2 separate regions of the Homo sapiens genome follow, and region 1 is linked to region 2. Evidence: chromatin loops called from intact Hi-C (ENCODE). Cell type or tissue: prostate gland. All regions are shown on one strand. Each heading gives the region's core, and the rest is flanking DNA. Links, peaks and the distances in the headings are about the cores only.

Region 1 (15,149 bases), core at 4,801-9,800, 78 kb after region 2:
GTTGTACTGAACATCCCAAAATAGGTGTTTACCCTGAAAAAGGAAAATTGAACCAAATTTTCCCAAGTGTAGTACTTTTTCAGTTATTTTTGCAGTAAAGCCTTCTGATGGCCAATGGCATCCACTGTAAATGACACCCCTCAAGGCAGACTGGAATGAACACAAGGAAACTTCAACAAATATGCCCTGGGCCCACCCCATCCAGGGCCCCAACAACGGCCTCCAGGGACTTCCTTGCTGCGGAGCTCCTCCCACCAGCAACTGCCCAGCAGATGACACAGTTGACAGGTGGCGCCTCCCGCTCCCAGCCTGAGTCCTCAAATCAGAAGCTGAAAAGTATGTTTGAAGAAGTGCTTTTCAAAGTAGGGGGATTCACACAGTCAAAGATTTTATTCTGGGGTCCAGAAGCTATCACCTGGTCCAACCCCTTGTTTAAGAGACAGGGAAAGTGAGTCCCAGGGAGCTGAAGAAGAGACCTGGGCATCTGTCCAGAGCTCTGGTCTAGAAAAAAACAAAGGCTACTTCAAGCCAATTCTATACACACACACATAGTTATTATTATTATTATTATTTTTGAGATGGAGTCTCCCTCTGTTACCCAGGCTGGAGTGCAATGGCGTGATCTCGGCTCACTGCAACCTCTGCCTCCTAGGTTCAAGTGATTTTCCTGCCTCAGCCTCCCGAGTAGCTGGGCTAATTTTTGTATTTTTAGTAGAGATGGGGTTTCACCGTGTTGGCCAGGCTGGTCTCGAACTCCTGACCTCAAGTGACCTGCCCGCCTCAGCCTCCCAAAGTGCTGGGATTACAGGTGTGAGCCACACCCACCCTTGGCCAATTCTACAGATACTGACAGGGCACTGGTGTTGTGTGAAATGCTGATCATGGAGCAGTGAGTAAGACAGACCCAGGTCTTGCCCCTCAGGGTTCCATAGTCCAGCCTTATTTAAATGGGACAGTGGAACATTTACTTTTCTACAATAGAGAAACCACTTCTAGTGAATGTGTCCTATAAACGTTAATAACCACATCTACCATGTACGGAGCTGTCACCGTGCCAGGCACTGGGCTATGTAATTTACATATATTATTGTCTTATTTAATGCATAGTTCTAAGTTTTTCAATCTTCAATTTCCAGATGAGGAATTAAATGCATGAAAGATTAGGCTACTTGCTTACATCTAAGGGACAGCACAGAATTTTAGTCTCTTTGTCCAACTCCAGAGCCAGGTCATATTAACCTTTAGGACCTCCATCCAGATGTGCCACTGCAAAGATGGGGAAACACCACACCTGCATGTTCTCTTTCAGAACCTGCCTCTGCAGTCAGACGGTCATGATTTTTCTGTATCATACTTTTAGAAACAGAGCCAGAGACGAGGCCACGTGACCTGCCAAAGAAATGAAGAGCAGGCCGGGGGCGGGGACTCACGCCTGTAATCCCAGCACTTTGGGAGGCCACGGTGGACGGATCATGAGGTCAGTAGTTCAAGACCAGCCTGGCCAACATGGTGAAACCCCATCTCTACTAAAAATACAAAAAATTGGCCAGGCGTGGTGGCACACAGCTGTAATCTCAGCTACTCGGGAGGCTGAGGCAGGAGAATTGCTTGAACCCAGGAGGCGGAGGTTACAGTGAGCTGAGATTGTGCCACTGCACTCCAGCCTGGGTGACAGAGCAAGACTCTGTCTCAAAAAAAAGAAAGAAATGAAGAACAGCCCAGAAGTCTTGCAGTTCCAAAATCAATGCGGAATGTTCTACCCAGTCTGCATTTCTGAAGACAGATGGGAGGAGAATGGCCAGGATAATGATGGCCCTGTCTGTGGAGAAAGGGCCTGGAGAAAACTGAGACTGCATTTATACTGAGAAAATCCCAACAGGACGGAGAAGCCTTTTTCAGCGCTATGCTCCCATGCAAAGCTGCAAGAAGATACAAAGGCAAAAGAGTTCCCTCTGGCGAGACCTTGCAGGGCTCTGTGAGGCTGGCCAGGGGACAGGAGTGCCTCGCTGATGGGGAGAAATTGGAAAATAAAGTTAATAGATATAAGTGAATTTTCTAAACACCTGTGAAAGTGCTGACACTTATTTTAAAATATTTTATGAAAAAATATTTGAACATAGCAGTTCACACTGATAACTGAATAATCATTAGTTAATGGCAACCCAGAACTCTCTGTTTTAATCCAACTGGGAGAAAAGGCCATGAAGGAGAATAGAAGTGATTTTTTCAAGGAAAAAGGGCGACTTTTTCCTTGTGTGGCAAGTCTTCCTCAGCCAGGAAGTCAGAGGAAAGGAGACACAGGTGCAGAGCCTAGCTCCATCAGGAACTGTGTGAGTGACACTGGGGAAATGAGTCACCCACTCTGAGTCCAGTTTATTCAGTGAATGGGGATAACAACACCCACTTTATATAAATATTGGAACATATGTCATGTATTCCATGTCCTAATATGTATGACACATAAAACACACATAGATATACAGACAGGTGATGGATAGATATAGATAGATGATAGGTTGATAGAGATAGATGACAGATAATGATAATGAAGATAGATATAGATATGAAGATAGACAGATGAGATGGATAAATAGGTAGATAGATAGATGGATGGAAGGATGGATGAATGGATAGACAGATAGATAACAGAAAGATGAATGGATTGGTGAATGGATGGATGGGTGGATGGAAGGATGAATGGATAAACAAATAGAAGATGGATAGATGGATGAATGGATGGATGGATGAATGGATAGATAGATGACGGATAGATAGATGAATGGATGGATGGATGAATGGAAGGATGGGTTGATGAATGAGATGGACAGATGGATGGATAGATAGATAGATAGATAGATAGATAGATAGATAGATAAGATAGATAGATAGATAGATAGATAGATAGATAGATAGATAGATAGATAGATAGATACACACACAGACAGAAATATGGATGGATGGACGGACAGATGGATGGATGGATGGATGGATGGATGGATGGATGGATACTAGAGATGTAACATCTGAAAGTTCCAGTGACATAGTGATCATTAAATGCTGCTTCCCACACCCTTATCCCCCTCTTCTCCTTTTCATCCCAACTCCATCTCCTCCTTCTCAGGTTCCTCCAGCTGAAAGATGCTGAAGTGAGAGGGCAGCCACACAGCATCAGGAAGAGCAATGTTGAGGTGGAGAGAGGAGCAGATGAGCCCTGAGGACTCACCCCAATGTCCCACACTCTACCCATGAAAATGATGCAACATACTTTAAAATTTTGGGCAACAACTCAGAACCACCCACTAACAACCATACACCCTGACATAACCTTCTAAGCTGCTGCAGAAGGGACAGAGGGAGACGCTGCCTCTGGTCATTATTCTGAGCGCTGTATTATGAACATGATGACAGAATGCACTCAACCTGCTTTAGAAGTTTGATCTTTGTGTGCCAGTATTTCTGAACACTTAGCCAAGGATGGATGGCTCAATTCTAGAACAGCTCAAGCTTTCCTGAGAACGCCTGCTCAAAGGCATATTTGTTAAGGAGTATTTTTTATGCAGTTAGGCCAAGGTGCCATAAAAATGACCGAAGCAACAAATCTCCATGTATATTACACACTAGGCAAGCTTCAAGGCCAACCCAGGCCCAATGGGGGTCTGAAAAACACGAGCAAAATCAATCAACTCTGGGCATTGCTCCTTAGGATGTCAGAGTGTGCCCACATGTAGCGACCACTGGGTGGCCACTGTTTGTCCTCTGCCTTGGCACTCGGTCAGTATTTAACATATGTTTATTGAATGAATGTCTGCATCCTGTAGGAAGAAATCTGAATTGTATTCATCTTACTCTGTATAATATGACAGACTTTAAGAAATAATAAAATAAAGCAAAGCTTTTAAAAGCTGATAAATCTTTTGTACTTATTTGCAAGGCCAACTTAGTAACCAAAACAGGTTTTAGCATATTATTTGGATTTATAGCATTTAATGGCCAATGAGACCTGAATCGTTATAAAAACGTAATCCAATGATTTCAGTAACCGTATATTTGATTGTGTGCGTTTCCAGAGCTTTCTCCTTGCAAACTTAGAAGAGAGCAGGCCAGGGAAACTAGGAATGGTTCACATATTAAACCATGCAGAGGGTGACTCCGGCAAAGTACTGGTGATGAAAATGCAAGGGGGATAAATGCCTGCTGCACCCTCTGAGGTTTAGACAATGCCTTGAAAACTGAGAAGGAGTAAGCAGATTAGGAAAAGATTTAGGGGAAAAAGGAAAGGGAATACCAGAGAGGAAAAGGGAAACCCACTCCTTAGAAAGTTGATGCACGACTGAAATTGAACACTGGCGGGGAGGAGGGGAGGGAGAACAAAACACATCCCCAAGCATGACTAGTGAGCAGCAAAATCCACATTTTGATTCCTGCATTAGCCAGATGGACACCACCTCGAGAAAGCCCGGAGCATGTGTGCAGAGTACCAAGCCTCCTCCTAAAGGGCCAAATACATCTGCAGGAAGTTGGGAAAAAACCACTTTCAGAGCAGCTCATGGCTAACAGTGAAACTGAGCGCACACCTGGGACAAAGCAGAGGAGTTAGTTCTCACGAGGGGTGGATTTTACACCAAAGCATGAGGGGTGCAGACACCCAACCTGGAGGCGATTAGCACCAAGCGCTAACCGATGATGCGGAACCCATGGAGAATTTCCAAGTTAGATTTCTGCAGCTTGACTTTGCTTACTTGGTGGTTAGGTTCTTCCTTCCTCCCTCCTTCCCTCCCTAGCTTCCTTCCTTCTCTCCTTCTTTTTCTCCCTCTTTCCCTCCCTCCCTCCTAGTTTGGATGGGTAAGCAGTTACGCATCTGCATAGGCTGACAATGGCCCCAGGGCAATGTCGTGCTCCCTCCACCCCATTGGCTGAGGCCTTTCACTGCACTTTCGGCGTGTCCTCTTTGCTGACTCCCAACAATGCACTTCTGAGATGGACTAGAAAACAAGCCCTTGGAACGTGGACGGCAAGGAGACCAAAAGCGGGAAGGTGGCACCGTGCACCACATTACATGGTGTTGCGTCGAGTCGTGGGCTTCTGATCAACTCTTCCAAGGATCCTCCCACCCGTGTCCTCCAGGGTTTCCCTGACTTGCTGGTGTACGATGGAATCCCTCCCCTCCTGGCCTCCATCTCTACTCTCTTCGTCACAAATGGGGCCTGAAGCCACCCGCTTGCTATTGTGCCACCCACCGTGGAGCTGGGCATTTTCCCCCTGTGCATGTTCCTTGGTTCTTTTCACCATCTATGCCCTGCTCCTGTCCTGCTGAGTGCTGCTGCTGTGCACCTCCAATACATATATAAAACCATAATAAAGAGCCCCTGATTCTTCTGTGTGCACAGTGTCCTGCTAGGGGAATGAAAAATCCTGATAATTCAGAGACTATATTTTCCCCATCCCCAAGTTTGAGATATTAAAAGTTCAAAGCTCGATCAACTCCTTCAAACTCTATTTTAAACACTATGTTTCTAATTGAATGGCATCTCTTTTCTCATACACAAACAGCACATTTTATCTTTAGATAATTGAGTCTTGAGAGGATAAACCATCAGTCTCTCTAGGCAGATATTGAAGACAGAGCTCTTCCCGCAGCCTGGACTAGCTCTCTCCTGGCAGATTCTCACCCATCTTTCCAAACCCAGATCGCTGTAACCTATCCTGGGAAGGCTTCCTCAGGCCAGGGCAGAGTCCCAGCTCTGTTCTAGGAGCTGCCCCACCACCTCCCTCCCATTTCAGGCAGCTGGTAAGACTAGATTGTAATTTATCTGTTTAATGTCTGTCACCTCCAGCAGACAGTAAGTGCCTCCTAGGCCAGGCCGGTGATACATCCATCTCTGCATCCCCATCACACTGCCTGACACATGTTAGGCTCGATAAAAGTGAGTTAAGTGAATGGATGTCAGTCCCCTGCCTTCCATTCTTCAGGCCAAATATCCCAAAGCCTTTAGCTGCTATATAAACTATGGCTTCTAGGAGATGGGGTTAAGATGAAAATAAGAGCACAGGAAGTAAAATGTTTCTCCATCTGGCCTGAAGCCACGCCATTCAGGGCACAAAAGTGACGGCTGTGAGCCACTACCTTCTGACCTCTCGCTCTGTGGTGCCCTCTCTACCTCATGGCCTTTGAAGGCAAAGCCACAGAAGTTGGTGCATTCCACACGGCCTGAGGTCACCGGCAGGGAGTTGCTCCCCTCACCATCTAAAAGCCCGATTTCCCTCAACTGCTCTGCTTGTGAAGTTTCCCCCCTCACTGTTGTGTACCTCCTGTACCTGCTCTCTGACACCAGAGTATTTTGAGGGGTTAGAGGTAGTAAACCAATTGTCACAGACAATGCCTCAAGTCCCTTGCCTCAGCTTAACAAAGCTGAAATATGGCCCAAATTCTGCCTGCAACTAAAGCTGCAGGGACTCACAACCCACAGGTGGCATTTAGCATCCCCAGGATGGACTCGGCAGAGAATGTGATGGGGAGACGAGGTCCTTTCTGAAAACCCTTGGAAAGCAGCCAAACCGAAATGCAATCCATGAACTAAAATGAGTCAACTGGAAATCATAACAAACAATCGATGCCTGCTGTAATCAAACTACGATGCTGGAGTGATAATGGGAAATGGTGGGTGGCTGGTGGCTGGTCTTTAAAGCAGAAGAAAGGAGGGTTCATAAGAACTGGTCAGTAGGGGCTGGGCACTGTGGCTCATACCTGTAATGCCAGCACTTTGGGAGGATCACTTGAGGTCAGGAGTTCAAGATTAGCCTGGGCAACATAGTGAGACCCCGTCTCTAAAAAAAAAAAGTTTGTTGTGTTTTGTTTTGTTTTTAATTAGCTGGGCATAGTGGCACACTCCTATGGTCCCAGCTACTTGGAAGCTGAGGTGGGAAGATGACTTGAGCCCAGGAGGTCAAGGCTGCATTGAACTATGATTGCACCACTGCACTCCAGCCTGGGTGACAAAGCAAGACCCTGTCTCTAAACAAAAAAAAAAAAAAAGGAACTGGTCAGCTGTGCTACCCAGCCAAGAGAAAGAGCTGCTCAGCGGAATCATCCTTCTATGGAGAAGGTGGCCTGGAGACCAGCACAGGCTTCGTGAATATATCTAAGGCCACCCGCCTCCACTGCTCTGATACCCTGTTCCAAAAGAAAGAAAACTTCTGCTTTTCATTTGGTTTCTCACGGAGCATTTCCTATAGGGGAGAGAACATGTTTGTTTGCTGACATGCATATCCAATTACCTTGTGAGGCACAAACTGCATTATGATTTAGTAAGTGGACAGTCCAGTCTTTTTTTTTCTCCTCTGAGTCTAGTTACTGTGAATCAATTCACAAAGATGTCTGAACAAGATGAATAAACAGATCAAACTAAGTTTCCAAATTTCTAAAGCCAAAATCCAGACCATGGGCCCACAGTGGCCTGAATGAGGCACCGTGCCCCACCTCACAAAGCTCATGAATATAAGCAGGCGACTGTTGCCCGCTGGCCACATCAGTGAACAGTCCCTATTAAAGTCAGCACTCCTCATGCTGATAGGAATAACAGCCATCACGACCCCCCGGGGCTTGGGGCTCGGTGACCACGCTGCATTCTCTCTGGGGGATGCCTGGGCTCAAATTCTCCTTAGAACATATGTATTCCATCAAGAGCCAGCTGTCAATTGCTCAAAGGGATGGGAACTGCCTTGGCGAGGCTCATCTCTTGTTTCAGAACATGGATATAAGCATGCAGATTAGGCCTTCCCTGTTCCATTCTTCCAAAGCTAATTCAGCTGCATGCACAGGCAAATCGACATTTATGTGAGTAAATTTTAAAAAGTGAGCAATGTAGAGGCTCACTAAAGAAAGTGGAGTACCATCAGCGTTTTGCCTAGAGTTTCTTCTAGGCAGAGAGGTCTGAGGTCTCCCCACCCATGGCCAAGTTCAGCCCACCCGTCCAGCCTGCTCTTGTGCCTCTGACGTGCCTGTTCCAATTTGGGAGTGGGAATCTCTTTAGGATCCTTCTCAGCTGTTAGCCCACATTCAGTGTCTCCTCACAATACGCAGCATACTTGAGCATAATTTAGGCAAATGATCGTTAAATAATCATTTAAAAAATGAGTATCCTTCAAGTTCTGAGAAGAAAGGCGGGCCGCATGTTATCACAGAATCAAGATTGATCTGTGAGATGCTGAGGTTCATCTTGACTGAGAAAATTTGTGCCTTGGACCTTATGCTATCTTGGCTGAGCCAAGCCCGTCACACTGGACACCAACACGCTTATCACAAAGCGCAACCCACGCCGTCCTCAGCCCTTCCTGGCAGCATAAGCTATTTGAGCAAAGATGTTTTTTGCAAGTCCTAATCCCCAAAGCAAGATTCCTGGCAGGATAAGAACTCATCACATGGGTTTTTAAAAATGAGTGTCCTTGGTAGGAAAAAATACTTCTCCTTCCAAATGATGAATAGTAGATAAATGGAGACCAAAAGAGGGCCAATTTATCAAGGGCGCACACCAGCAAAAGGAGGAATGTTTATATGGCGTGCAAGAGGAGAAAACTCGGTGCCACGGCTTGTCACGGCCACTTTGGCTGCAGTCTGATATCTCAGCGTGACAGGTTTATCAAACAAAAATAAAAAATAAGAGTGCTATGCTCCAAAACACTGCAGGGGCTGACCTCTTTTCCATTACAGTGGCTGGGAAGAATGAGGCGCTCCGTGACTTCCGTGTGGGGAGGTGGCCTCCCTGGCATGCTGCCTGTTGCTCATGGACCGCTCAGTGGCCTTGTGCATAAGTCTTTAGGTGGGAATGGGAGACCAGGCACGGTGGACCCACAGGAAGGAGAAAGAGTCTGAGAATGAGACAAACGAGTTCTGATGTCTAACGCTGCTTAAATCCAGTGCCCACCTCTGACATCGACACAAACCCAGGCTACAGAACAGTCAGAGGATAGCTTCATGAGCCCTCACACAGGCCATGGCACCCTGCTCTGGTCCTTGCCTCCCTCCCCTGTCCTGTCTGATGCTCTTATCTCTCTGCTTATCCAACCTTCTAGACCCGCCTTGATGGTGCTTTTCCCTGTCCTCAATGACCACTGCATTCTGTGACCTACTATAGCTGTGCATGGGCCTCCCTGTACATCAGACCCCCAGCCTCAAACTTATCATTCTTAGTGTCAACAACCAGCATTTATTGATTACCTTCTCTATTCCAGGCACCGTGCAAAGGGTGAAACATGGAAAGATGATACAGACTCGATGCCTCTCAACAGAGTACCAACCATCTGTATGGTGAGAAAAGATGAATTCATAAGGAGATTAATCTACTGATAATAAAGTTGAGGCTGGTGGTACTCCAAGTGCAGTCGTGTTATATGGTCAATCATACCCAGGATTTGACCTATCACCCATAGGAGTCTGAACATCTTACAGAATACAACTGAGATGCCAAGGGTCCATTCATTTTCTGCTTGGGACTCACAGAGTTCTGGAAGGCACTAGGGAAAACAGAAGCCCAGGCTGCCATCTTGAAGTCTGACAGTGTCATGAAATTGATGTGGGACTAGTCTCTGGGGCAAAGCTAGTGTGACCAGGAAACCATCAAGTAGAAACTTACCAAATTTATACTCAAAGGAATACGGCATGTCTTTGCTTAATACTACATTTGAACCCTGGCAAATGTTGCAGTGCATACGGAAATCATAAGGGTTTGGGTGCACCACTTGTCAAATCATACTCAGAAGTACGTGCCAGGATCTCTATCCTGGACCTTTCCTGAATTCCACACGTGCATACACTACTCAGTGGGTATCTTCCAAGGGTCTCAAGCTTAATGTATCCAAAACCAAATTATTGATCTCACCCCCCTTCCTAAATCACCAAATTATTGATCTCACCCACCCTTCTAAATTGGCTCCTCTACCATTCCTCTCTCTTTTTTCTTAACCATCGACACAGTTATTTAAGCCAACTCCTTGGATTGAGACTTGAAGACTACCTCTCCTTCATCCTCCACATCCAAAATATATCTGAGATCTCTTCACCACTCTGCCCATAATCACTGCCTCCCCAGGAGAAGCGCCTCTCACTGTTCCTCTGCCCAGAGCTTCCCACTCATTCTCCACCTTCCACATTTTCCTTCCAACGCTTTCTTCAGAGTGGCTGGGATAATACTCGAACGTAAATCAGATCAGATCACAACACTGTTCAAAACCCTCCCTACTGCTCTTGGGTTAAAATCCAAACTTTCTAATCAGTCTCTCTTTGTTCTGGCACTAGGTTACTTCTTGCATGTCGCTTTCTGATGTATTGTCTTGATACTATCTAGCCATGCTGGCCCTCTTTCCAACATCTTCCTACCTACAGTCCATGGTAAACGTGGTTAGTTGCCTACTGCCAACACGTTTCCTGCCTCCTTCTTCACTAGAAGAACTGTGCTTTCACTCAAGGCTTCTCCCCACTGTCAACTGCTCCACTTGGCCAACCATGATGATCCTGTTTGCTTTGCCAGTGACTGGATTAGAAAAGATACCAGAGAGCTTGCTCTTCTGTACTTTCTCTACAGCATGTGAGGACACAGCAAGAAGGTGGCTGTCTGCAAGTCAGGAAAAGAGCCCTCACCAGGAAACGAATTGGTTGATACCTTGATCTTGGACTTCCAGCCTCCAGACCGTAAGAAATAAATATCTGTTGTTTAAACCACATGGCATTTTGTTGTAGCAGCCTGATCTGACTAAGACATCATTGCTTAGTTTTAAACTGCTTATCCCAGTCATTCTAAGAAACATCTGGCAGCATCTGTCAACAAGTACCTAACCAGAGCTGTACCAATGCCCCACCCCAAGGCTGTAACTTCAGGGAAATAATTATACAAACAAACCCAAAGGGAGTCCACAGACATTCGTGCAGACCATAGTCATGGTTCAAGGTCCAGATAGACATAAAGGAACAAATAACCAGAAGGCCAGAAAAAGGGCTACTTTCCCCAGCCCCAGGGAAGGTTTCTCTAGATGACTGATACCAGCTTCAGTTCTTTGCAGGAAGAGGCCTGGCCTAGCATTTATTTCCTTAAGCCTTCCATAGTCAAGCTGGATGAGGCAGGACCTCTGATAAGATTTCTAATTGAGGACTTAGAGAGCCAGGGTGAGTAACACAGGGCTCCTGTCCAGTGTCTGCTTACCCAGGACAATGACCACACCCCCCGAGAAAATGGTATGCAAAATTGTGTGCGTGCGTGTGTGTGTGTGTGTGTGTGTGCGCGCACACATGTGATTTTATTAGGGGATAGGATCCATGACCTTCATTAGATTCTCAAAAGGATGTGAAACACACCTCAAAAGGATAAAACTGCAAAAGGTGATCAATGTCTTTTGAAAGGGAAAGCATTCTGTAAGTGCAATATGTTAGTTTTAAAGCTCAGGTGAATCTGCCCTTTACCAATTTCCATAAACGAGAGTCCTTTAGGCCAAGTATATGGCAATGGATGAAATTCTCCTGTGATAACGACAAGAATCTACAGGCACTGTTACCTAAATCCACACTAAACTACAAATGCAGCCCAGCTGAACGCTGGAGAAAGGCCATCTGCTTCTCAGATACTGCACCAAAACCAATGTGGTGGTGGTGTAGTGGGGGAATGTTTCCAGCATTCCTGGAGGAGAAGAGGATGCCACACACTGCCAGAACTTTCTCCAATCACCATCCCCTGCAGTCTTTTATTGTGTGCAGGGGGCTCTTTCTGCAAGGAAATGTTTCTCCTTGGGGGTGATGAAATGGGGAAATTCATTTCCTAGCAATTGCAGAAACAAGTTGGCCTAAGCCTACCCTAAAAGTATGTTCCATAATAAGCATTTGAAAGTATAACTTGTAAAAGAAATTGTAATTTAAAAATAACTTTACAGTAGACTTAAGCAAAACAAATAAGAAACAAAACTGATGATCCTGAAATAACTGCAACAAGCCTATGGCCTAGAATTGCATTTCCTGGGTTATGGAGATAAGACGTCTCAGAAGAAATGAGAAATCTAAAGGCGAAATTGAGATTTTCATTGCATTTTTTTCTCATTATGATTTCTTTGGGAGATGTACTATTTCCAAGTGGTTTGTATCCACCAAAAAGCCAAAGTGGCACATGAAAAGAGGCTTAATTAGCTATTACAAAAATGCAAATTGAAAACCCCAATGAGATACCACTTCACACCCATTAGAGGGCTATTATTGAAAAAAAGGAAAATGGCAACTGTTGGTTTAGATGTGGAGAAACTGGAACCCTTGTGTTTGCTGCTGGGAATGTAAATTGGTGGTGCTGCTGCTACAGAAAACTGCATGGTGGCTACTCAGAAATTCAAGGTAGAACTACCACATGGCCCAGCAATTCCACTTCTAGATAGAAACCCCAAAGAAGTGAAGGCAGGGATTTAAACAGATATTTCTACACTTGTGTTCACAGCAGCATTACTCAAAAGGTGGAAACAACCCAAATGTCTATCGACGGACCAAGGGGATAAACAAAACATGGTCTATCCACACAACGGAATATACTCAGTTTTTAAAATGAAAGGAAATTCTGACCCATGCTACACCATGGATGGGCCTTGAAGATGTTTTGCTAAGTAAAATATGCCTGACATCAAAGGATGGATACTGTGTGATTCCACTTATATGAGGTCCCCAGAAGAGTCAAGTTCATAGAGACAGAAAAGAGTACAGAGGTTTCCAGGGGCTAGGGGAGAAGGGAAAAGGAGTTTTTATGTAAGGGGTAGAGTTTCAGTTTGGGGTGATGGAAAAGTTCTAGAAGTGAATAGTAATGGTGGTTGTGCAACACTGTGAATGGACTTAATGCCACTGAACTGTACCCTTAAACATGGCCCTGAACTGCACCCTTAAACTGTACCCTTAAAAATGGTAAATTTTGTTTCATGTATATTTCACCAAACAAAAAAAGGCCGGTAGAGGAAGAACCCAAGGCAGCAGGCAGTACTTACAAGATGTAGGCAATCACTCCGATGGACCAGCAGTCAACGGCTTTGCTGTAAGGTTTCTGGGCGAGGACTTCAGGAGCTGCAGAAAGACAAAGAAAAGACACAGCCTGACAATTTACATGCCTCGGACTGAAGACAGTTTTTGGGGTCTGCTATTTGGCCTGAACTTTCAGTGAGTATAAAAACTGAGTAGAGAGACATAACCCATTTTATGTGTTGGCTTTTTTTTTTTAAAGGAAGGAAGATAGGGTCTTGCTCTGTTGCCCAGGCTGGGGTACAGTGGCACAATCATGGCTCACTGCAGTCTTGACCTCCTGGGCTCAAGCAAACCTCCCACCTCAGCCTCCTAAGTAATTGGGACCACAGGTGCATGCCACCATGCCTGGCTAATTTTTATTTTCTTTTTTTTTAAGAGATGAAGTCTCGTGATATTGCCCAGCCTGGTCTTGAACTTCTGGCCTCAAGCAATCCTCCCCCATCAGCCTCCCAAAATGCTGGGATTATAGGTATGAGTCACTGCACTCAACAGGCATTTTTAACTAGAAAGAAATATGAAGACGCTACAGTATATAAAGAATGTAAATTAAAAAAAATGAAGGGGTGTGTGGGTGAGTGTGTGTGTGCGTGTGTGTGTGTGAGATGTGAGATTACTGATGGAACTCTGTCAGTCAACAAACACATAATACATGGCTATTTTATGGCAGTGCCGTACTAAGCACTGTAACACAAATCAGGCTGACATAAAAAGAAATACTCATTTTGAGGTCTGGAGTCTGTGACGTCACCTCAAGTCAGCTCAAGGCAACATTTCTGGCCTCTGTTTAGGGCCTTCTGGGTGCTGTGGGGTCACAAAGGTGAAGCCCCTCCCTGGGCCCTCCTGGAGGTGACAGTGCAGTGGAGCTCAGAGCTAAGGCCTACCCTCTGAAATTCCTGCTTCAGGCCTGCCCCTAATTCCTTCTCTAAGGTTTGGGGAGGGTGTCAGCATGCTCATTGCATTTTCCCATCTCATCTGTGAAACAGAAAAACTGCAATTCAACCTTGCATTCTTGGTTCTAAAGCACTCTTCATCAAGAGTCATCCATGCTGGGGGCTTGGGCTTGCTCTGTATTCCCTGTTCCTGGCCTTGTGGCTTGTTCTATACTGATTCTCTTTTACTGGCCTTGGGGCTTGTTCTATACTGATCCTGACTCCCTGTTCCTGGCCTGTGGCCATCGCCCAGCATTGGCTACCCACCCACTCTGGCGACCAGCAGCGTCTGGCATAGCTGGCACTCACTATATGTTAGTGCAAAGTGTAGAAAAATACAAGAAGAGGCAGTGAATCTGAGTAAAATCTCCTTTGCCCCCAAACATATCTGATGGCAGTGTCTTTAGCACAGACTTTCCAGAAAATTTTTAAGGATAGAGACAAATAGCTAGAGCTGACAAAGTACTTGTTGGATTCTGAGTTAGGTCTTCTTTTATGATGTATTCACTCACTCACCCCAACAATCCTTGACAGGAAGTGCTGGTAGCATGGTCACTATTATTCCCAAATTACAGGGGAGGACACAGAGGTATGAGAGGTCAGGTAAGTTGGCCAACGTTACCCAGTGGGAATGTGGCGTCTACACGAACTTCCTTTCAGAAGAGACTTCATTTATATTGTCTGCCATGAACTGGGTCCTGAGTGAGTCATTCATAAATGTTTTCTGCTACAATCCTTTGAACTCTGACAACTACCATGAAGTGCACCTGATAGGTGAGAAAAATGAGCCTCAGAGAAGTTAAGTAACTTGTCCCACATCACACAGCTAGATAGGAAAGAGCTGAGATTTGAAACCAGGTCAATCTGATCCTTGTTGCAGCTCTTTTCACTCAAACGTACTGTTTGCTAAGGTGAGAGCGTCTTCAGTCTAGGTTTACATGGGTGTCCAATCTTTTGGTTTCCCTGGGCCACAGTGGAAGAAGAAGAATTGTCTTGGGCCTCACATAAAATACACTAATACTAATAGTAGCTGATGAGCTAAAAAACAAAAATCGCCAAAAAAATCTCATAATGTTTTAAGAAAATTTACGAATTTGTGTTGGGTCACACTCACAGCTGTCCTCCGGGGGTTGGACACACTTGGAAAGGAAAAGTTCTTTTGCAGAAAAATGAAAAGGGAAATCCTCTCT
Region 2 (15,149 bases), core at 6,304-11,303:
TTCATAGCATGTATTTCTACCTGCACTTGTTGTTTTACTTGTCTATGGCCTTTCCTCTCCTTTTTTAGAAAATTAGTTCCATGGAATACTATGCAGCCATAAAAAGAACTATATCATGTCCTTTGCAGGAACATGGGTGCAGCTGGAGGCCATTATCTTTAGCAAACTAACACAGAAACAGAAAACCCAATACTGCATATTCTCACTTATAAGTAGAAGCTAAATAATGAAAACACATGGATACACAGAGGGGAACAATAGGGACAGGGGCCTACCAAAGGGTGGAAGTAGGAGGAGGGAGAGAAATAGAAAAAATAACTATTGGGTACAAGGCTTAGTACCTGGGGGATGAAATAATATGTTCAACAAACCCTTGTGGCAAGAGTTTACCAATATAACAAACCTACACATGTACCCCTGAACCTAAAATAAAAGTTGTTTTTTTTAAAAGAAAAAAAAAAGCTAATAAATCCCTTCTTTAGAAAAAAGAAAATTAGTTCCATGGGCACAGAGTCCCTGTCTGTTTTATGTATATACATACAAACGTGTGTGTGTGTGTGTGTGTGTGTGTGTGTGTGTGTGTGTTAATAGAGACAGGGTCTCACTTTGTTGCCCAGGCTGGTCTCGAACTCCTAGCCTCAAGCAATTCCTCCACCTTGGCCTCCTGTCCCCCTTCTGTTTGGTTTCCTGCTCTACTTCCCAGAATGGTGCATCTGCCCTGCCTACCAACAACAGTGCCTGACTCACAGAATGTGCTCATTATATGCTTGTTGGATGAATGCATACATGAATAAAAGACAGTATGAAATACTTTCATAACAGTCTTAAAATATATATTGAGAAAACATTACTACCATTTAAGAGATGAAGAACTGAAGGCTGAGAGACCCAGAGAGATTAAGTAACTTGATCAAAAGCACATAAATAATACGTGGTGGAGCTGGAATTCAGTTCAGACACAAATGTTCTAACTCTAGTTCCTATCTTTCTTTTTGGCTGCGACCACTTTTTTTTAATTTTCAATCATCTTTGGGTCATAAATTACATACAATAAAATATAACCATTTTAACTGCCTAGCTCAGTAAGTTTTGACAAATATATACACCCATGTGACACCACCAAGATATAAAATGAGATACAGAATATTTCCACCACCCCAAAACTTTCCTTGTTCCCCTTTGCATTCAATCTCTGTCATCCTTGGCACTGGGCAACTCCTGATCTCCTTCTGCTGGTGCTCATATTTTTTGTGTATTACTTGAACAACTTTTCACCCCTAAGGCATATGGCCTCTCTAAGCTTTTGGCTTCTCGTTTGTAATATACAGGTGATAATATCTTCGTCGTAGTTATACATTAGAATAGTTGATGTCTCTAAAGTGCTTAGAATGGTATTCACCATTGTATGAGTCTACTTGGGCTGCTATTACAAAATACCACAGACCGAGTGGCTTCAACAACAGAAATTCATTTTCTCACAGTCCTGGAGGCTGGAAGTCCAGATCAACATGCTGGAAGATTCGATCTGGTGAGGGCTCCCTTTCTGGCTTGTAGACAGCAATCTTCTCCTTATGCACCCACATGGCATTTCCCTCTGCCTGGGCAGAGAGAGCAAACTCTCTGGTATCTTCTCCTCCTCTTACAATGACACCAATGCCATTATATTAGCACCTACCTTTATATCTCATTTGACTCTAATTACCTGCCAAAGTCTCCATCTCGTATCATCACATTGGGGGTAGGGCTTCAAAATAAAAATTCTGGGAGTACGCAGTTCAGTTCATTCAGCTATTATCATCACAAGGTCATGCAACTAGTAAATTGCAGAGCTGAGACTTGCCCCCAGGGCCTTGAGGGTTTGCTCATTCCATTACCCAAAGCTTCCTCCCTGTTTACCGAAGCCATCAGATGATGTACAGAGTGATATGGGAAGATGTGAGATCTTTCTTTGCAGAAGTGGCGACTTTCCGAGTAGACCTGCACTGTAGTTGTCTCATCTCAGTCCTAGAAAGGTTGGCTAGAGCAATCGCAAGGGCAAGGCTTTCAGGTCAGACAGCCCTGGAATGGATCTGTGAAATGGAACTAAAAGCATCAGGGTCCATGAGGTCATGAATGGTAAGAACTTCCCACATGCTTGACCATTAGTGGGAGATTGGCCCATGGTGACTAGCATTGATTTCATATGGGGACCCTCCCAGTAAGGGTCTTCAGGTCACTTGAGCCTCATTTGCTGACTCCAAACTCATCAATCTCCTTCACCCCTCTTCATGCTCTCTACAAGCTATCATTTCTGCAAGACAATTCCAATGAACCTAGATGGACAGAAGTTTCTAACTTATAGGCCTTCACCCAAGAGTCAAAAAACAATATGTTTTTCTTTTGTTTGTTTTGTTTTGAGACAGGGTCTCTTTTGTTCAGGCTGGAGTGCTGTGGTACAATCATAGTTCACTGCAACCTGGACCTCCCAGGCTCAAGTGATCCTCCTGCCTCAGCCTCCCAAGTAGCTGGGACCATGGGCATGCAACATCACACCTGGCTATTTTTTTTTCTTTTTTTTTTTGGGTAGAGACAGGGTCTCACTATAGTGCCCAGACTGGTCCAGAACTCCTGGGCTCAAAGCAGTCCTCCCATCTTGGCCTTCTAAAGTGCTGGGGTTATAGGCATGAGCCATCACACCCAGCTAGCTATGTCTTTTATTGATCTAATTATCCCTAAAAGCACAGACAATATAGCAGAAGTGGAAAGAGCACATCCCTAAAATCCCATTTCTTCTCCCAGGAGATGTGTTTTCCTCAGTAGAACTGAGCTTGACATCCCAGGGAAAACCACATCTTAAAGAGGAATTGTAGGGAGCTGTATTAGTCTCTTTTCTTGCTGCTGATAAAGATATACCCGAGACTGGGAAGAAAGAGAGGTTTAATTGGACTTACAGTTCCACATGGCTGGGGAGGCCTCGGAATCATAGTGGGAGGTGAAAAGCACTTCTTACATGGCAGTGGCAAGAGAAAAATGAGGAAGATGCAAAAGAAAAACCCCTGATAAAATCATCAAATCTCATGAGACTTATTCACTACCACGAAAACAGTATAGGGGAAACCGCCCCCATGATTCAAATTATCTCCCACCAGGTCACTACCACAACATGTGGGAATTATGGGAGTACAATTCAAGATAAGATTAGGGTGGGGACACAGAGCCAAACCATATCAGGAGCAATTGGAATAGAGCTTAGATTTTAATTATTTAATTTAAAAATGCAATGTCTTATGAATAGCCAACCTCAAGGCATTTAAAGAACAAAATGGTGCCCTTTCTAAATAAAAATACTTCTCCAGACATCAGAGAGCTTTTGGGAGACATTTGGTTCTTTTCAAACTAGAACTAAACTAAATGTTTAAAATCTTAATTTAGGGCAGCTGGTCTTATTTGATACTGCCAAGTTGTTCTTTCCTTAAAAGGGTGCTGTGAGGGAAGAAACTGAAGGCTAGAATAAGGTCAGCATGGTTTAAATCCCATGCTATTAAAAAGATGTTCAGCACCATGACAAGGTGCACTCTGACTGGCTGACACCATTCAAATGAATACAGAACTATACCTAATGGCTTTGACCCATGTGGAGGGGTCCCCACCAGTGTGAGGCCCTGGGCTATAATTTAGTCTGCACCAGGTTCTGGGGGTTTTTTTTGTTGTTTTATTTTTTCCTTTATTGTCTTATTGAATCTTCACAACTGGCCTGGAGCAAGTATTTTACAATAAAAAATGGAGCCCCATTTTACAGATGAGGAAAATAAAGGTCAGAAAGCCTAACTTCCTCCTCATTCATATAACTAGTAAGTGATGGAGCTAGGTTTGTGAACCTTGAGCTGTCTGCTTCCAAAGCCATCGAGCTAATTGCAGAGTATCACATTAATAAGAGCAACTATTTGGGGAGCTCTCTCTAGGGGCTGAGGCACTTCAGGATACACTTTAGGTGGGTAGAGAGTCCACATGGTGTTGGAAGATTGTAGGGATGAAGCACTTTGGAAAATGGGTAGGAACTGGAATATGCCATTGAGTGGATCTACTGGGAAGGCTTCACTTCTTAAATGATTTTCTCTTGGATACTGGGGAAAGTCATAGCACATTACTATAAAATGCATCTCACCCCCTACAATGAAATTTCATTTAATTATCCATACCCTTTAGTAGCAGGCACTAGGGAACAGGTGGAAACATGGAAAAATCCACATAGAGCTCACTTAGGGCATGAAAAGAAAAAAATTACATTGAGTGTGTCACATGTGAGAAATAGATACCTGCCAGGTTGATAGAAACAAGCTAAATATATATAGCAGTGACGTGAACTCAGTCAGGATTCTTTGGTTCCAGATGTTAGAAAACCTAATTCAAACTACATTAAACTAAAAAGGAAACTTTAATTCAAGTTAAGTTTTTAATTACTAATGCAGTCACATCTCCCCACTGGAACCAGGGACAGGGAATGCCATCCTATCAAAGGGTGTGTTAGCACCCAGCTGGCAGTAAAGTGGGATCCCAGAGGGATGAGAGAGCCCACAGACTCCAGGAGCACAGCTGACAGGCCACTCGGGAAAGACTGAAACTAATATATGCATCTTCACCATATGCATGGGAAAGAAAGGAGCCTTGAGGAGAAGAAAGGCTGATGATTGAGTTTGACATGTAGCCAGAACTTGCTTTTACCTAAACTTCATTCTTCACTTGAGAATATAAAATAATGAAATCAATTTAGATATGAAAAAACTAGACTGACTCCATTATAACCAACTGTAGAAGTTAACATGAACCGCACACAGTCCACAGAGGCTCCCATACTCCTCAGTCAATAGTTCTCAAGAAGGTCCAACAAAATCGACTCCAGCCCTCAGAGGTTGTCAGGGCTGCACTGAGCTGAATATCAAGGATGGAAAATGGTTGCTTCTCAGGGTAAGCACTAGTGAGGGGCAAGAATGCTGCTGGTGTTGTAAAGAACAGTGAGGAGGCTATCCTGAGTGAGATCATTTAGTTTCCATCTTTGATGATCCTAGCCTTTCTTAGCATTATGTAAAAATGCAGTGGAGACAAAACTTCACTTGAATGATTGTAGATTCAAACAATGACCAGTTGTTGCCTCTTGTCTTTCAATTGTTTTGTACTTTGACTCAAAATCAATTGCCAGGGAGAGGTGTTCTCTCTCCCCCTGGTGACTTTAGGGCCAAGGCACCCTCTGCATTTTGGAAGGAAATGTGCAGCTTCCTTTTTTCCCCACATACTTGCTATTTTTCACCACCATCTTGTTGCAGCTGACTCTGCTACCACCTCTAGCTCCCAAAAAACAAACAAACAAAAATCCCCAATCAATTTACAAAGTGCCATGCAATTCTGCCTCTTACAGAGCTTGGTGGAAGGCATGATATTCCTTGGATCCAAGGAACGCATACCTGGGGCTCCAGAGTTGAGTTCTGTCAGGGTTTCTTCAATCTGATTTCGAGGCAAATGCTATAGGTTTATGGTCTTCCTCCCAGGCTGCTACTCCTTGTACCGTAGCAAAGTAAAGAGGGGTAATAATGTACTGTACATTGGTGGCTGATGTCCACTTCTAACCCATCCAGAACAATACATGGGCTCCCTCTTATGTATTGTTCAGAGGCAGGGCCCCTGTTTCTATCTTTGACAGCTACATCTTTGAGGAACAGCAAATTGCAGTAGAAACACACACACACACACACACACACACACACACACACACATACATATCAGAAGAACTAGATGTTAGTTCTGATTTCTTTGGAAACTTTACCTGGGATCTTGGACAAGTCACTTTATCTCTTTGAGCCTTAGTTTCCACATCTTGAAATGAATGGGTTGAAGTAGAAGACTCGATAAGATCCTTTCCAGCTTGAGTAATGTTAGATTGATGTAAATTTCCACATGACAGATGGGATTGAATTCTCCAACGCCCTAGACGGTTGGGAAAGAAATTACTATTAGAACCAGAGAGAGATAGTAGGTAGATGTTAAAAAAAAATTCTAAAACACTGGCTGGGCACAGTGACTCACACCTGTCATTCCAGCACTTTGGGAGGCCAAGGCAGGTAGATCTCTTGAGGCCAGGAGTTCGAGACCAGCCTGGGCAACATGGTGAAACCCTGGCTCTACTAAAATTACAAAAATTAGCTGGATGTGGTAGCGCGCACCTGTAATCCCAGCTACTCAAAAGGCGGAGGCAGAAGAATCGCTTGAACCCAGGAGGCGGAGGTTGAAGTTGTAACCGGCAGAAGGTGTCCAGGTACTCGGCATCTCTAACAAAGAATTGGACAAAATGCACAAGGATTTATTGAGAACGAAAGTACATTCCACTGAGTGGGAGTGGCCCAAGTATAGGGGCTCAAGACCCCCGGTTACAGAACTTGTTGGAGTTTCAACACTTTAGAGGCTTCCCATTGGTTACTTGGCTGTAACCAAGAATGAAGTAAAGTTACAGAGTCATTTATTCAGAAGGCACCCTATTGTAAATGGAGAGGATATTACTTGGTGTGTGTGGTCTATGTAAATGGAGAGGATGAAGTGAAGTTACAAAGCCATTCATATTCCTGTCATTGCTGAAGTGCTTTCAGTTTGATTTAGTTCAGAAAGTCACCACGGGTTGGCTGGCCTTAAGTTCCCTGCCTCCAGGCCTTTTTCTCCTGCCTCACAATGAGCCACAATCAGGGCACTGCACTCCAGCCTGGGTGAACCAGGAAAACCTTGTCTCAAAAAATAAATAAATATGGCCAGGCACGGTGGCACACACCTGTCATCCCAGCAGTTTGGGAGGCCGAGGTGGGTGGATCACCTGAGGTCAGGATTTTGAGACCAGTCTGGCCAACATGGCGAAACCCCGTCTCTACTAAAAAAATTACAAAAATCAGCTGAACGTGGTGGCATACGCTTGTAATCCCAGCTGCTTGGGAGGCTGAGGCAGGAGAATTGCTTGAACTCGGGAGGTGGAGGTTGCAGTGAGCAGAGATTGCATCACTGCCCTCCAGCCTGGGCAACAGAGTGAGACTACATCTCAAAAAACAAAACAAAAAACAAAAAACCCAAAAAGCAAAAAATAAAATAAATAAAAATAAAATAAAACACCTACCACGAAAATATAGAATCCCAGAATTTGTCCTCCCACCCGACTCTAAGGGAGTAGTGAAAACTGTGAGCCTAAACATTTTGTTTGTTCTCAGATGTCTGGTCCCCACTGTGGGGTGTTGGAGCCAGCTTGGACTGGCTTGTGAGAGGTGATCGTGTGTTATCTCCTCCCACTCCCTGCTCAGTGACTTCACGGGAGAGCTTGAAATGAGTGGAAGTGGGAGCTTTTATACCACTAAGGCCAGCAAGTGTTACAAATCGGGGCTTATTGTTCCCCATGGAGAGCTGCTTCACCAGCAAAGCACAGCTCCCAATCCATGATTCACTGTGATGGGGAATTGTATGTGTCAAGCTGACCACGGGGCACCCAGAGAGCTGGTTAGACATTACTTCTAGTTGTGTCTGGGAGGATGTTCCTGGAAGAGACTTGCCTTTGGCTTGGTGGACTCATAAAGCAGATGGCACTCCCCAGCATGGCTGGGCGTCGTCCAATCCACAGAGGGCCTGAATAGAACAAAAAGGCAGAGGAAGAAGGAATCTGCTCTCTACCTGGCTGCTGAAGCTGGCGGGTGGGTCACCTCCTTCCCTCAGTGCTCCTGGTTCTCAGACCTTCAGACCTGGACTTGAATCTACACCACTAGGTCTCTAGCTCTCAGGCCTTTGAGCTATGCCACTGACTTTCCTGGGTCTCTACTTGCAGAAGGCAGATTGTGGGACCTCTTAGCCTTCATAATTGCATGGGTCAATACTTCACAGTAAAGCTCTACATACTACATACACATATAAATACATAGAAATAGGCCAGGCATGGTGGCTCATGCCTGTAATCTCAATTGTTGGGAGGGCAAGGCAGGAGGATGGCTTGAGCTCAGGAGTTTGAGACCAGCCTGGACAACACAGGGAGACCTCCGTCTCTACAAAAAAATAAAAAAATTAGCTGGGCATGATGGCACGTGCCTGTGGTCCCAGCTACTTGGGAGGCTGAAGTGGAAGGATCACTTGAGCCTGGGAGGTCGAGGCTGCAGTGAGCTGTGGTGGTACCACTGCCCTCCAGCCTGGGCAACAGAGTGAGACCCTCTCTCAAAAAAATAAAAAATCAATATAAATGTATGTGTATATATGCACACATATGTGTGTGTGTATATATAAAATAGATACTATTGGTTCTGTTTCTCTGGAGAACCCTAATATGTTCATAAATACCACTTTGTCATATATATCTCCTAATGGAACTCATACTATAAAGTTAAGAAAAATAACAATCTGCCTATTTGTAAGTCTCCTTCTACCAAACATAATTTAAATAAATCCCAAAACAAAAAATCAAGGGGAAAAAAGGCAAATAATAACCTAAGTTCATGGCCTAATTCTGAGTCAACTCATGTTTCTCCAAAACTCTGGCCAACAGCTGTTTTCGCCTGGGATCGCTTCTCCATAAATAAGGCTTCACCTTAGACCCAAGTCACTGCCTCAGGCTCACTAGAGCTTCACCGGCCACAAGTTCCATTGGATTCTCTTTGCCTCTCCCTCTAATTTCAACATTTAGACTGAGAATCATGGCTCTCTTCCACCACAAAGCTTATCTGATGCTTCGTTCTCTGGGTAAACAGATTTCCAGCTGAGGCTGCCAGCAGCCCTGAGCACCAGCCAAGTTCTACAGAAAAATTAAGAGTTTGGGGTTCTTTCTCCATGTTCTCAGCTCCAGGCTGGCCATGAACTACCTCTACTCCCCACAGCCCACCAGGCTCCCCGCCACTCCTGCCATGCACCTGGCCTTGCCGGCCCACCTTCCCTGCTAAGCCCTGTGCCCACCTTGCACCTGGCTGCCCTGTTTGGAGCCAGGGTACTGTTGGTGCCCATCCTCTGAACGGCCTCTGGGCTCCTGTCAGACCCTGCATCCCTCAAACTGCTCAAGTGGGAAAGCTGAGTTACTGTAACCAGTGGCAGATTTGGGGGGGAAGGATTAGCATCAAAAAATGTTGAGGGGCGCTCTTCCTGACCCAGAATTTGCCAGTTAAAGGCCAAATCTGAAAAAAAAAAAAAAAAAAAAAAAAAAAAAAAACCAACTCTGCTAAGTACCCCTCATACTAAAGAGAGAAATCCACAGTTGAGCCGCATGAATTGGGGTCAGGCACTGCTGCACGGTTATCGAGGAAGTGCTTCCTACCGGGCAGATGGCCCGACAGGCAGGTGCCCAAATGGGAACCCAACTGGGAAATGGAAATGCTGGTCTCCCTTTCTTGCTCCTCAACCTTCCCCACTTGGCCTCTGCAAAGGGAGAAGAGAAGGCACCCCTCTTCACCTCTGTAGACAGTCTGCCACTGTAAACACTGCTGACCACACAGTTGACCACAACTACCATTTTCTCCCTTTTCATGTCTCTTCTGATGCAAAAAGATGGAGGGGGGCCAGGCACGGTGGCTCACACCTGCAATCCCAGTACTTTGGGAGACCGAGGTGGGCGGATCATGAGGTCAGGAGATTGAGACCAGCCTGGCCAACATGGTGAAACCCCATCTCCACTAAATATACAGAAATTAGCTGGGCTTGGTGGGGCATGCCTGTAATCCCAGCTACTCAGGAGACTGAGGCAGGAGAATCACTTGAATCCAGGAGGCGGAGGTTGCAGTGAGCAAAGATCGCGCCACTGCATTCCAGCCTGGCGACAGAGTGAGACTCCATCTCAAAAACAAAACAAAACAAAACAAAAAGATTGAGGGGAAGGTGGATCAATGGTATTTTGTATCAAAGCCTTAGCATTGAGGGCTTTCCTTAGCAACACTTTATAGAAGGTGGGGTACTTACTTAGAGCCCTTTAACTCTGGACATCAGCTGAAATTGTGGGAGACCAGAAATATCCCACAAACACCTTGTACACACAGTAACCTGAGGCCACTGGTGGGCTGAATTATGGGTTTTTTTGTTTGTTTGTTTGTTTGTTTTTTGAGACGGAGTTTGATTCTTGTTGTCCAGACTGGAGTGCAAGGGTGCAATCTCACCTCACTGCAACCTCCGCCTCCTGGGTTCAAGTGATTCTCCTGCCTCAGCCTCCCGAGTAGCCGGGATTACAGGCATGCACCACGAAGTCCAGTTAATTTTTGTATTTTCAGCAGAGACAGGGTTTTACCATGTTGGCCAGGCTGGTCTTGAACTCCTGACCTCAGGTGATCTGCCTGCCTCCGCCTCCCAAAGTACTGGGAGCCACCACACCCGGCCAAGCTGGGATACTTCTAAGAGTGGAAAAGGGGCATCATCATCAAATTATGCTGAGACCATAGTGATGAAGAGGACTGTCTCAGGCAAACCAAGACATAAGGCCATTCTGTCTCCTACATCTTGAGCTATGGTGCGGTCACCTGCATGTCACGGGGGTCATTGTCACCACCATGCTGCCTTAGCAGCTCCAAGGCCCCCTACTACAGAAGCAGGGCTGGTGTCTGGCAATATCATGTCATGTTCAGAATCACCTCCGTGGGCGTTACAGCAGTGTCAATTTGCCAAAAACTTTCTAGATGTTTACCTTCGATTTCCGTGTTTGTCTCTTGGCAGAGACAACACTTTGAGCAGTGTGGAAGGCTGCCCATGTCGTAGATTTGAGGAGATTTTTATGTAAAAGAGAGACAAAATCTCCCCTTAGCTGAGATTGTAACTGGGAGAAGAGCCACACGAGCAGAGATCTGCCCTGGGCTCCTGGGAGGGAAGCAACTGGAAGGAGACAGAAGGTCACTTTCAGAATCATAAGAGAAGAACGAATGGTCACAGACACAAAAACAGAGCCAATGTTTAGTGAAATGAGATATGCAGGGGGCATGGATGTAACAAATGGAAACCAGCCAGGTGTGGTGGCTCATGCCTGTAATCCCAGCACTTTGGGAGGCTGAGGTAGGTGGATCACTTGAGGTCAGGAGTTTGAGACCAGCCTGGTCAACATGGTGAAACCCCCGTCTCTGCTAAAAATACAAAAATCAGTTGGATGCGGTGTTGGGCACCTATAATCCCAGTTACTGGAGAGGCTGAGGCATGAGAGTCGCTTGAACCTGGGAGGCAGAGGTTGCAGTGACCTGAGATCGCGCCACTGCATTCCAGCCTGGGCAACAGAGCAAGACTTCGTCTCAAAACAAACAAACGTAAACTGCTCAGATGTCAAAGGGAGAAAGCTCTGTACTGGGAGCGTGCTGTTTGGCGGATGTAAGATCTGTAGAGGTTTGTACTTCTCAACACCCCCATCACTGCCCAAAAGGGGACTGCCTTCACATGGGGTGGCTCACTCTATAAAATGGTTCCTTTAAAGATGTTTGTCTCCTGCTGCACATTTTTTTTTAATGTGGCTTTATTCTATGTAAGAAAGGATCTATAATGTGAATACCTCGAAGTCCCCTGGAGATGTTCTTTAATGGAAATAACATATGCTTCTCTTCCACGAATCTCCCAGAATGGAAAATTCTGTGGAAGTCCATGAATTGCACCCACTTTCCTAATAATTCCCAGAAGAGGATTTTGGTCTGCCTTCAGCCCTCCCCTGCGGCTCCACCCGGGGAGCTCAGTGACACTCTCGCAGGTGGCTCTGGCTCTCTGGTGCATGTCACCCCCTGCTGTCACCAGGCCCTCTCCTTTTTCACACAGGGAGGGTGTGAGGTGGAATGATGCTCTACTTCTTTACTTTCTGTCTCCTCCATGTCCCTTCCTTGCTCCGTCCTACCCCGTCCATCGCATGGGCACAGTGATCCCTGACATCATGCAACATGAAGGAAGCCTTGGAAACTGAGGGGCTGGGTCCTGAGGGGGCTCCTGCCTGAGGTCCAGCCATGGGCCTTCCAGGGTACAGCCAGGCATGGGTGGCCCAGACTCAGACATAAGAATGAAGGCAGACTAGACCTGGGATCAGCCAGGATGTAAGGGTGTAAAGGAAGGAAGGAGAGAGAAAATAAGGAAGCAATTGTTCCCTGGAGCCCATCTAAGTGGACACTGCACATTCTGGAAGGCTCTATGGTGGGGACGTAATGAAGTGCCTTGCACTGTCCTCTGAGCTCTAAGGGCCCCTGACCAGTCCTTCCTCTTCCTCACAGGAGCTCAGCTGCTCAGTCACAGCAACCAGCCCAAACTGTAGTGAACCCTAAAACAGCAACGTTCTGCCCTTCCCCCATTCATTTTGTAAGAGGAGAGACACTGCTAGCAATGAGCCAGGCACCCGAGAGAGGTGACAGATGACGCAGACATGGGCGCTGCTCCAGGATGGTCCCAGGTCTCTCAGTAACCCAGCCCCAACTCTCTGCATCTCTTTTCTTTCCATTGATGACGATACCTGGGCATGAGAGATTGCCCTAGGGACATGAGAACTGCTCAAAAGAGAGAACAAAGACATCCTGGCCAGACGTAGCAACTGAAATAGGAATCCCATTCGCTGCACTCATTTTCTTCCCAGGTGGCTGAATTATCTCTCCGGATTCTGGTTTCTGTCTTGTATCCTCAATGGTCTTTAGCATGTGTAAGCATTTATAGATGGCTCCTGGGCCTGGGTGAGGTACACCTGAGCTGCCTGAGCTGAGACACCATCACTGATGGGTTGTGGTGGCCCTTGCCTTTCTTGTCTACTACCACGTGCAACTGGGTTTGCAAAATGTGCGGTGTCTCCTTGGCAAGCTCCGCTAGTGGTTCTCAACCATGGCAGTGCCTTGAAGCTCCCTGGGTGATTCTAAGAGAAGATGGGCCAGTCTCATTCACTAATCTCTCTTCCTTCTTCCTTCCTCATTTTCCAAGTTCAAAACCCAAATATCAGGCAAATAAAAACAAGAGTCCTCCATGCTCACCATGCAACCAAAGGGCTAAGGTCACAAAACACGGTGGGCTAGAATTTGCCTCAAGAACATCCTTGGATTCTCCGTGGTTCCTACTTTGTAAGGTGAATGCTACACCTGGGGGCTCTGATAAAATGTACCTTGGCTATATGTTCCTCTCTTCCTTCCCTTCTCTCCCTTCTTTCTTTTTAAAATTAAGGTAGAGTTGACAAATAAAAATTGTATATATTAAAAATTAGCTGGGTGTGGTGGCACGTGCCCGTAGTCCCAGCTACTTGGGAGGCTGAGGCAGAAAAATTGCATGAACCCGGGAGGTGGAGGTTGCAGTGAGCCGAGATTGCGCCACTGCACTCCAGCCTGGCAACAGGGTGAGACTCTGTCTCAAAAAAAAAAAAAAAAAAATTGTATACGTTTACAGTGACCCTAGCTACTTCTAAAGACCTGCTATCCCAAAGGAGCATCAGCAACTGAGAGGGAGATAAGAAGAGATACAGGAAAAGGAGAGAAAACTTAGGGGAGAAAATGAGATAAGAGAGAGAGTTAGGATGAAGTCACAGTCCACTTCCCTGATTATCTCCAAATGTTGTCACCAGGCAACTCGGCTGATGAGGTGCGGAAAAGACTGTTAGTTGGCACCCAACAGACCTTCCCTTCTCCCATGTATTGTATCTATTTATTCATTTATTTATTTATTTTGGAGACAAAGTCTCACTCTGTGGCCCAGGCTGAAGTGCTGTGGCACGATCTCAGCTCACTGCAACCTCAGCCTCCTGGATTCAAGCAATTCTCCTGCCTCAGCCTCCTGAATAGCTGGGACTGCAGGTGCATGCCACCACATCCGGCTAATTTTTGTATTTTTAGTAGAGACGGAGTTTCACCGTGTTGGCCAGGCTGGTCTCAAACTTCTGACCTCGAGTGATCTGCCCACTTCAGCCTCAAAAAGAGCTGAGAATACAGGCGTGAATCGCTACACCCAGCCCCTTCTTTCATGTATTTTTACAACCCCTTAAGTTTCAGCTCTCTAGCTGTAGATTACAATTGCCAGCCTTCCTTGTACCTAGTTGTGACCACATGCTAAGTTCTGTCCAATGGGATGAGTGCAAGTGATGCCTGTGGTTCTGGCTAGATGCTTAAATGGGAGCTGTTTGTCCATCACTTATTTTCCCTTCTCACTGGCTGGGGGTGATGGTGTTGAGCTCTTCTTGACCATGCAGGTAGACAGAGCATCATTAATGGGATGGCGGAACAACACAATAGGAAAAACCTAGGTCCTCAAAAGACTTCCTGAAAGGGAGCTGCCCTATCTTTCTGGACTCCTTAGCAGTTGGATTTTCACATAAAAGAAGAATAAACTTCTACCTTATTCAAGACACTGTTATTTTCACTTCTAGGAAGAAAAAAGCAGCCAAGTCAATGCCCTAACATCCACCAGCTCTGAAAACAGTTGTGTGGGCTGAGTACAGTGACTCACACTTATAATCCCAGCACTTTGGGAAGCCAAGGTGGGAGGATCGCTTGAGCTAAGGAGTTGGAGGCTGTGGTGAGCTATGATCGCACCACTGCACTCCAGCCTGGGCAACAGAGCAAGACCCTGTCTCAAATAAATAAATTGCTATGGTTTGGATCTGTGTCTGCACCCAAATCTCATGTCGAATTGTAATCCCCAGTGCTGGGGATGGGGACTGGTGGAAGGTGATTGGATCGTGGGGGTAGTTTCTCATGAATGGTTTAGCATTATCCCCTTGGTGCCTTTCTCATGATAGTGAGTGCTCGTGAGATCTGGTTTAAAAGTTTGTAGCACCTGCCTGCTCTCTCTCTTGTTCCTGCTCTTGCCATGTAAAATGCCTGCTCCCACTTTGCCTTCCGCCATGATTGTAAGTTTCCTGAGGCCTCCCCAGAAGCAGAAGCTGCCATGCTTCCCGTATAGCCTGCAGAACCGTGAGCCAATGAAACTTCTTTTAAGTTACCCAGTCTCAGTTATTTCTTTATAGCAGTGCAAGAATGGACTAATACATTAATTAAATAAAATGAAAGGGCAAAACACTGAGAAACATTAAAAATCCTGACAGTGGGGGCTGGGCGCGGTGGCTCATGCCTGTAATCCCAGCACTTTGGGAGGCCGAGGCGGGTGGATCACCTGAGGTCAGGAGTTTGAGACCAGCCTGGGCAACACGGTGAAACCCTGTTTCTACTAAAAATACAAAATTAGCCAGGTGTGGCGGTGCATGCCTG

The links. Hi-C counts contacts between places; a loop is a spot of excess contacts. Peaks named below come from ENCODE experiments on the same cell type or tissue, not always from the same donor. Only the 100,000 strongest peaks of a DNase experiment are listed, where the experiment ranks them.
Region 1: a loop joins it to region 2, with 2.2 times the contacts of the local background. A loop is called at or near these places in 1 of 110 quality-filtered maps.

Annotation. Positions count from the first base shown.
Region 1 is chr10:12,789,081-12,804,229 of GRCh38, reverse strand. It overlaps CAMK1D (calcium/calmodulin dependent protein kinase ID), which reads right to left. Exons shown (of 11, transcript NM_153498.4): 6 at 12,997-13,072. Among named protein-coding and RNA genes, the nearest start is that of MIR548Q, 71 kb to the right of the region's middle. RefSeq lists enhancers at 1-252, 253-753, 7,327-7,828. In prostate gland, for the core only: no CTCF peak of the experiment used is centred there; no DNase peak of the experiment used is centred there.
Region 2 is chr10:12,868,853-12,884,001 of GRCh38, reverse strand. No RefSeq gene overlaps it. Among named protein-coding and RNA genes, the nearest start is that of CCDC3, 130 kb to the left of the region's middle. In prostate gland, for the core only: no CTCF peak of the experiment used is centred there; DNase peaks (open chromatin) are centred at 8,681, 10,621 and 11,162; H3K27ac peaks cover 2,168 bases.